Regions from separate parts of the Homo sapiens genome. Here all the other regions are linked to region 2. The links are chromatin loops, found by intact Hi-C in ENCODE. Cell type or tissue: chondrocyte. All regions are shown on one strand. Region 1 has its middle 34 kb from the start of LINC02210. Region 2 holds the start of LOC124904016 (a long non-coding RNA gene). Region 3 overlaps MAPT-AS1 (MAPT antisense RNA 1).

The links. Peaks named below come from ENCODE experiments on the same cell type or tissue, not always from the same donor. Only the 100,000 strongest peaks of a DNase experiment are listed, where the experiment ranks them.
Region 1: it touches region 2 in a loop (7-fold over the local background); 16 of 110 quality-filtered maps call a loop at or near these places.
Region 3: a loop joins it to region 2, with 3 times the contacts of the local background. A loop is called at or near these places in 5 of 110 quality-filtered maps.

The regions. Positions count from the first base shown.
Region 1 is chr17:45,584,826-45,587,325 of GRCh38, forward strand. It overlaps the pseudogene DND1P1. Among named protein-coding and RNA genes, the nearest start is that of LINC02210, 34 kb to the right of the region's middle. RefSeq lists an enhancer at 1-470. In chondrocyte, CTCF peaks have their summits at 479, 1,530 (motif pointing right) and 1,742; DNase peaks (open chromatin) are centred at 421 and 1,114.
Region 2 is chr17:45,427,029-45,429,528 of GRCh38, forward strand. The region is part of intron 4 of ARHGAP27 (Rho GTPase activating protein 27); the gene reads right to left. LOC124904016 (a long non-coding RNA gene) reads left to right here and starts at 1,535. Exons shown (of 2, transcript XR_007065825.1): 1 at 1,535-1,620; 2 at 1,901-2,321. In chondrocyte, a CTCF peak has its summit at 1,210 (motif pointing right); no DNase peak of the experiment used is centred here.
Region 3 is chr17:45,851,605-45,854,104 of GRCh38, forward strand. All of the region lies in intron 1 of MAPT-AS1 (MAPT antisense RNA 1), which reads right to left. Among named protein-coding and RNA genes, the nearest start is that of SPPL2C, 8.0 kb to the left of the region's middle. In chondrocyte, CTCF peaks have their summits at 1,287 (motif pointing left) and 1,532; no DNase peak of the experiment used is centred here.

The DNA of each region.
Region 1 (2,500 bases), 160 kb after region 2:
GCCCGGGCTGCTACCGCGTTGCCGCGAGCGGAACCCCGGATGGGTCCGGACGTGGGCAGCGGCAGCGGCGGCGGGGCCGGGGCGCAGCGCTCCGCAGAGGGAGCCGCGGGCTGCTTGGTCGGCCTGCCCCGCCGGCCCCTCATGTTGGAGCCGAGGCGGAGGGAGAAGGGAAAGCGGCCGGGAAGGGGCGGGCGCAATGGGCGCAGTGGGGGCGGCTGGGGCCGGGTGGGGAGGCCAGAGGGGCAGGGCAGGAGGGGCCCGGCCTGCGGAAGCGGTTGGAGGGAGAAGGCTCAATCCGAATGGCTGGGGCCCCACTGCGGATCGCCTTCAGCCTCCATCTCGTTTCTTCCGTTAACGGAGCGCGGTCACGTGAGCTGAGCAGCCTACGAGCCTGGGACGGGGCGAGGTGGCGCAGCGGCTGCTTGGGGGAGCGCGGGAGCATTGAGTCGGGGGCAGAGAGCCTGGGGCGCCGGGGCTGGGCGCAGCGAGGCGCGGCTGGACTCCGGGCTTGGTGGCGCGGTTGAGAGAGACGCGCAGCTGGCGAAATGCCCCGCGTCTAAGGCCTTCGGAGACCATAGTCTCCGCGGACCCCTGGCTGGAGCCCAAAGCCGGTCGGACCTCCTCCCTGCGTCTCCCCTTCCGCGGCTCGGAGAGGAAGGCAGGAGAGCCCCCAAATATTCCCCTCCCGCCCTCTAGGGAAACTGAAGCTGAAAGAACCAGCGAAAGAAAAAAAAGTCTCGGAGTGGGGCGGCCCGAGCGACCTAAGGGACGGGGCAGTGGCAGCGACCGAGGGAAATTAGTCGGGGTGGGGGAACAGGGAGACAAGCCCCCAGAATTTAGGAAACTCCTAAATTCTACTAAAAATACAAAAATTACCTGGGCATGGTGGCGGGTGCCTGTAATCCCAGCTACTTGGGAGGCTGAGGCAGGAGAATCGCTTGAACCCGGGAGGCGGAGGTTGCGGTGAGCCAAGATCCTGCCATTGCACTCCAGCCTGGAGAACAAGAGTGAAACTACGTCTCAAAAAAAAAGAGAATAGAGAGCCATGCAGTCCACGCGGGATTGTGAGCTGTGGTGTGAGAGGGTGAAGCCAGAGAACAAGGCGGCGCTGGAGGCGTGGGTCAGGCAGACAGGCATCGCCTGGTGCAGGTGAACGGGCAGAGGAAGTATGGCGGGCCACCCCCAGGCTGGGTGGGCAGCCCGCCGCCGGCTGGGTCAGAGGTGTTCATCGGGCGGCTGCCTCAGGAAGTGTATGAGCACCAGCTATCCTGCTGTTCCAGCGCGTGGGCCGCCTCTACGAGTTCCGCCTGATGATGACCTTCAGCGGCCTGAACCGCGGCTTCGCATATGCCCGCTGCAGCTCGCGGCGCGGCGCGCAGGCCGCCATCGCCCGCTGCACAACCACCCGCTGCGGCCGTCCTGCCCGCTGCTTCTGTGCCGCAGCACCGGGAAGTGTGAGCTGAGCGTTGACTGCCTGCCGCCGAATCTGACCCGCACCGCGCTGCAGCCCGCGCTGCAGCCGCTGGGTCCCGGCCTGCAGGAGGCGCGGCTGCTGCCCAGCCCCGGACCGGCGCCCGGGCAGATCGCTCTGCTCAAATTCAGCTCGCACTGGACCGCTGCCATGGCCAAAAAGGCCCTGGAGGAAGGGCAGCCACACCTCTGTGGAGAGCAGGTGGCTGTGGAGTGGCTCAAGCCAGAACTGAAGCAGCGACTTCGCCAGCAGCTTGTGGGTCCCTCCTTGTGGTCCCCACAGCCAGACGGCAGCCAGTTGGCCTTGGCAAGGGACAAGTTAGGGTCCCAAGGGGCTCGGGCTACCCTGCAGTTGCTGTGCCAACGAATGAAGCTGGGCAGCTCTGTGTTCCTCACCAAGTGTTTGGGCATAGGACCTGCTGGCTGGCACCGCTTCTGGTACCAGGTGGTGATTCCTGGGCATCCGGTGCCCTTCAGCGGCCTCATCTGGGTTGTGCTGATCCTAGATGGCCGGGATGGGCATGAGGTGGCCAAGGATGCTGTGTCTGTACGGCTGCTGCAGGCACTCATTGAGTCTGGGGCCAACCTCCTGTGGTCTGCTGGGGCTGAGGCAGGTAGCATGGTTAAACAGTGACTCCATTCTCTCTCCACAGGCAGCCCGAATGGGCATGCACAGCCTGTGTCAGGCCCCAACCCAGCAGACCTGGGTGGCCACTATCTGACCCCCAAAGGTGGGGAGGGGCATGGGCCCAGGCCCATCAGCCTCCCTGCTGGGACAGGGACCTATGGCACCTGGGGGCAGCTTAGGTTTTGCTTAAGTTGTGGTGATGGGCCTTGCCCTCCCCCTCCCAGCCCAGGGTCCAACCTGACCCAGTTATCTTCCCTGGCCATTCCTTGTCCCACCCCCACCCGATCATACCTTCCCCCCTCTGCCACAGCTTAGCATGAATCTTCTTTATTGTCCTGATTTGTCCTGTTTGTTGGTTTTTATTTGTGGGGAAGGGCAGCTGAGCCAAAGGGGTCAGGAATT
Region 2 (2,500 bases):
CCCCCCGTCAGGAAGCAGCACCACTGTCTGCCCACGAGTGCCAGCTGGGAATCTAGAACTCAACCTGATTTCCCTCCCACCTCCCTCGGCCCCCAGACCCTGCCCATCCATCTCCCAAACCTCTGTTTCCACACATGCCCACGAGACCACCAAGAGCTTCAGCCATTCTTGAAGCCCTGGCCACAGGGATTTTTTTCTCAATCCCATTCCTGTCTCTGCTAAAAGCCTCACAGCGGCTGCAGGATAATGTGCACATTCCTGGCAAGGGCCCACGAGGCCCTGCCCGGGTGGGCACCCACTCTCAACCCTATGCTCCACTCTGAGCCCCGGCCCCATGTCTTCTCTTGCTGGCCTCCTATCCAAGAGGGTGAGTCCCCCAGGATCGTGGCTGTGCCTCAGTCCTCTCCAGATCCGAAGGCTCACCAGGGCTTGGCAGGTATTCAGCTAGTTGATGCCTAATGAAGGAGTGAATGGGCCTGGAGGATCATGGTGGGGAAACTCTGCCTGGGACAACTAAGAGCAGGGATGGGGTTCCCTTGCGGGGGCAGGGCCAACTCCCTACCCTGGACTTTGTTGGGGGTGGAGCACCAGGGAGACCCACAGCTGCCTCTTGAATAAAGCTCTGTGGCAGGGAACGTGGTATTATTGCACACATCGCACAGGGGAGGAAACAGGACCAGAGATGCAAAGCGACTTGTGGAGGTCACAAGTGGGGCCAGAGAGCTGCCTGTCTCTGGCCAATGTCCTAGATTCCCCCCCTGGGTAAGTCCCCTACCCCTATCATCGGTGCCCCTCCCTCCATATGCCACTGCAACTGGGAACCTGCTGGGAGCTGGAGGAAGGATGGGCAGAGGGGCCACCTGGCAGGCGCCCTGGCAGCCGGGGTGATCTGTCTTCTCAGGAGATGTCAGGACCTGGGCAGTCTCCTTCCTCTTTGGTCCTGGGGCCTGGGGTGTTGGCCCTTGCAGACCTACAGAGCCCTGGCTCATAGGTAAAGGGCTGCCGCACCTCTGCGCTTCTCAACACACACTCTCTGTGCACTCTGTTTGAGCCAGACCCTGGGCCAGATGCGAGGTTCAAAGAGCAAGGCCATTCCCCCACCTCCAGGGGCTCTGCTCAGATGGGCAGGCACCCTCCCACCGTCACTAGGACAGAGTGGCAGTGCCCAGCCCCGCCCGCCGGGTGCCGTTCCCCACCCTGGCCACAAGGCGGCGGGCTACCGCTGCAGAAGCCTGAGTGAAGGCGGCGGAGACCCAGGGAAGCCAAACCAGGACTACCCAGACAGCCTGGGTGGACCCCCTGCTGCTGTCAAGCGCTTCGAAGCCTTACCTCGTTTAAGGCTCACAACCCTAATCCTTAAGTATTGTGCTTACACCAGAGGACGCTGGGCCTGGGGGAACGTCCTCGCGTGTAAGTTAAGTGGCTGTCAGCAGCTGGCAGGTGACCCAGCAGAATCCAGTTCCCCTTTCCCTAGTCTCAAAACCTGAGCTCTGCATTGTAACGAGTCGGGCGGAGGGAACACCCAGCAGCGGGCCTACGGAGGCGTGTCTCCTTCGTCTGGGCATCCCGGACTCAGTCCTGGCACATAGTGGGCATCAGTGTTCATGGTAATGACATCAGGTACAGCGAAAGAAATCAGAGGCTCCCGAGGATCAGAGGTCATCTGTCCAACCCCTCCCTTTGGGCTAAAGAACAAACCGAGACCCTAAGAGAGGAAAAGAACTGCCCCTAGATCATCACACGGCCGGTGGCAGATGGCAGAACGGTTCTGAGCATCTTTTTTTCCCCTCGGGCTGCCCCTCTCTGAAAAGTTCCTAAAGTTCAAAATGTCAGGGTCGCCTAGAGTGTTCTGAGGATGTAAGACCTGTTTTTAAAACGTGCTCTATTTTCGATTTCCCAGATGAACACAACTGGACTCTGAAGAGGGGGAAAAAAACAACCTCACTTAACCGGACGTCTTTCTGAAACAAACCCATCAAGAGTTCTTTAAAAAAAGGAACTGAAATGCTGGAAGCACCCTCAAAGGGAAGCAGACGCCTGACTTTCACATCCACCCTCTCATCTGACCCCAGACTCCTGGGAGACGGGCAAGTCGGTTGGGCCGGGGCAGGCCCGCAATCCCCCGTTCCGTGCCCAGATGCGCTTCGGAATACAGAACAGCTGGGACTTGGAAAGATAATATGGGGCACACACCTGCAGTAGGTTATATAACCTCCCAGCAGGGCTTGGGGCAGCAGCCGACCATCGAGCTCATTTGCATTTCTGCAGCGAAACATGAATATTCACACAAGTGCGATAAATAAAGACCATCAGCAGCCTCACATCAGTTCAAGCGCAATTTTGCCACCAATTGGATTACGAAAAGCCTCTGGGCTTCCAGGGAGCTTTGGAGCTTGGGAATTGCTGATGAGGGACTGCGGGCGTGCACCCCTCACGTTTCGCGGTTGGGGAGAGGGAGCTCATCCGAAGTCTTCGGACAGAGGTGGGCGTCGTGCCCGAC
Region 3 (2,500 bases), 420 kb after region 2:
CCAGGCCCTGGCTGTCTCCACCCAGAGTGGTCTTTGCTTTGATCCCATGGGCTGGCAGAGGCAGCACAGGGCTGCATCCCAGGCTGCCGGCTCCCCGTGCTGCAAGCTGCTTCCTCCTGGCTCCACCACTAACCACCACAGCACCTGCTTCCTGGACAGCCTCACCTGTGATAGGTGAACCCTCAGATGAGACCAGGGCAGGAATAGCCTCCTCAAGGCCACCCCCAGGGCCCCAGGTGGCCCAGCCTCAGGGTCGAGCTGTTTTACACAGGCCAACTGGCATTTCTGTCTGTGACCTTGGTAATCCCAGCACCAGCTTTATGAGCATGGGCTTGGTTTTCTTTTGTTCATGAGAGGGTTTAGTACTGGAGCTTCTGGATTTCTGGGACAGTGGGGACCAGCAAGGACCTGTGAGATGATCTCATCCACAGATGAGGAAAGGAAAGCCCAGAGAGGGCCAGGACCTGCCCAAGGTCACACAGCAATGGGACAGCAGAAACGAAATGCAAGTCTGGTCTCCTGCCTCCCAGCCCAGCAGCTGGGACCAGCTCTCATCCTCAACAGCCCCTCCCTCCACACACCCTGGTCTCTGATTTTGTTCCTCTGAAATCACACCTCCCCCAGGAAAACTCTGGGTCTACCCACTCCTGTGCCCTGGGAGGTATAGCCCCACATTCTCCTTGAGAAGTATCTGTGTGTGTTGCTTGATAAAGGTTCAGCATCAATCCGCTTGCCAGCTAGAAGGAGAACACAGCTGGACTTTGAGACCTGGGTTCAAAGCCCCACATTGCTTTCTCTTGTCATGTGATGCTGGACAACAGAAGCCAGCCCTCTGAGCTTCAATTTTCTCATCTGTAAAATGGGCTGCTAAGACTCACCTAATGGTTCGTTGTAAGGATTAAATGAAGTGAAGTATGTGTATGAACAGCTAACACTGGCTAAGCACTTACAGCAGGGCAGATAAATGCATTATCTCATTACGTGTGACCCAGGTTTGGGGAAAAACTTTCCAGGACAGCACCTGACATACCCCCAAATGCCGTCTTCCCCAAATGAGCTCCCGGAAGTGGAGTCATCCTCTTCCCTTGGTCTCCCCTGCCCACGCTCACTGGGATGTGGTGTGTGGGTGGGTGCCTGGTGGTAAGCAGGGCACCACCGCAGAGCCAAGAAAAGGTTTCCCAAATTCCCCCACGTACTGGGTCCTGCAGTTTAACTGAACCACCAACGTTTTGCGCCTTTTTTCCTGCAACCCTGAACCTTGAATGCTCCTGTGCTGCCACCTACTGGCCAGGAAGATAAGAGCAAGCAGGGGCTCATGGAATTTGGGGATAATTATAATCAGTAATGATATTTAAAATATGTTTAATAAACTAGCAATCAGCAGAGTTCTGAAGCCCCTATTGGGCTCAAGGTTAACGCTTTAGAATCTGGGTTGTTAGAAGGGTGAGGTGCCCTGGAGGAGGTTATTTTGATATTTTATTGAATGAAATAGCCCAAAACAGCATCACTGAATGTCCTTAATGCCTAAAGACGGTCCATGCCCTGACACTTACCCCACCCCATAGAATCAGACCACCATGAATAAGTGTCCTCAGGCCCCCCGGTTCCTGGACTATTTGTACGCAAGATGAGGAGACTCCCCATATGGCCCCTCCCCACCCCCACCCCCAGGTCCAGACCCAGTCCTTGCCCCTGGAACGGGACCTGGAAGGGAAGCAGACAGCTGGGGCTGCTGCTGAGAGAACCTTGGGCTGCTAAAATCTGAGACGTTCTGAGTTTTTGTTTTTGTTTTGGTTTGGCTTGGTTTGGTTTGTTTTTTGAGACAGGATCTTGCTCTGTCACCAAGGCTGGTGTGCAGTGGCATGATCACAGCCCACTGCAGCCTCAACCTTCCAGGCTCAGGTGATCCTCCCACCTCAGCCTCCCCAGTAGCTGGAACTACAGGCATGCGCCACCATGCCCTGCTAATCTTTGTGTATTTTTTGTAGAGATCGGGTTTTGCCATGTTGCCCAGACTGGTCTCCTAGGCTCAAACAATCCTCCCGCCTTGGCCTCCCAAAGTGTTGGGATTACAGGTGTGAGCCACTGAGCCTGACCTGAGACCTTGTTCTGAGAAATGCCTTTAAGTAGTATTCCCCAGGCTCCCAAAGACTTGAATGGCAGCAAAGATTGGTGGGGTTTGGGGGATTGCAGTGAGGTCTGAATAATGGTGTTGGCAGAGCCTCCAGTGATCATCCAGAACTGAGGACAGAGAGGGAAAGCAGCCTGCCCAAGGTCAGACAGCAGACCCAGTGACAAGCCCAAGGCAACCGAGAACCTGGAAACTAATGCAGAAACCCTTCGTAAACAGGAGACGCTTTCTGGTTTGCCTTTCAGAGGCTGCTTCATGAAGCCCCCAAATTCCCCCACATACTGGGTCTTCTTAAAGCAGGAGGCCCCTGGGTCCAGAGAGAAAAGAACTCTGAGCAAAACCCTCAGTCCCTCGTCCAGCCTGGACCCA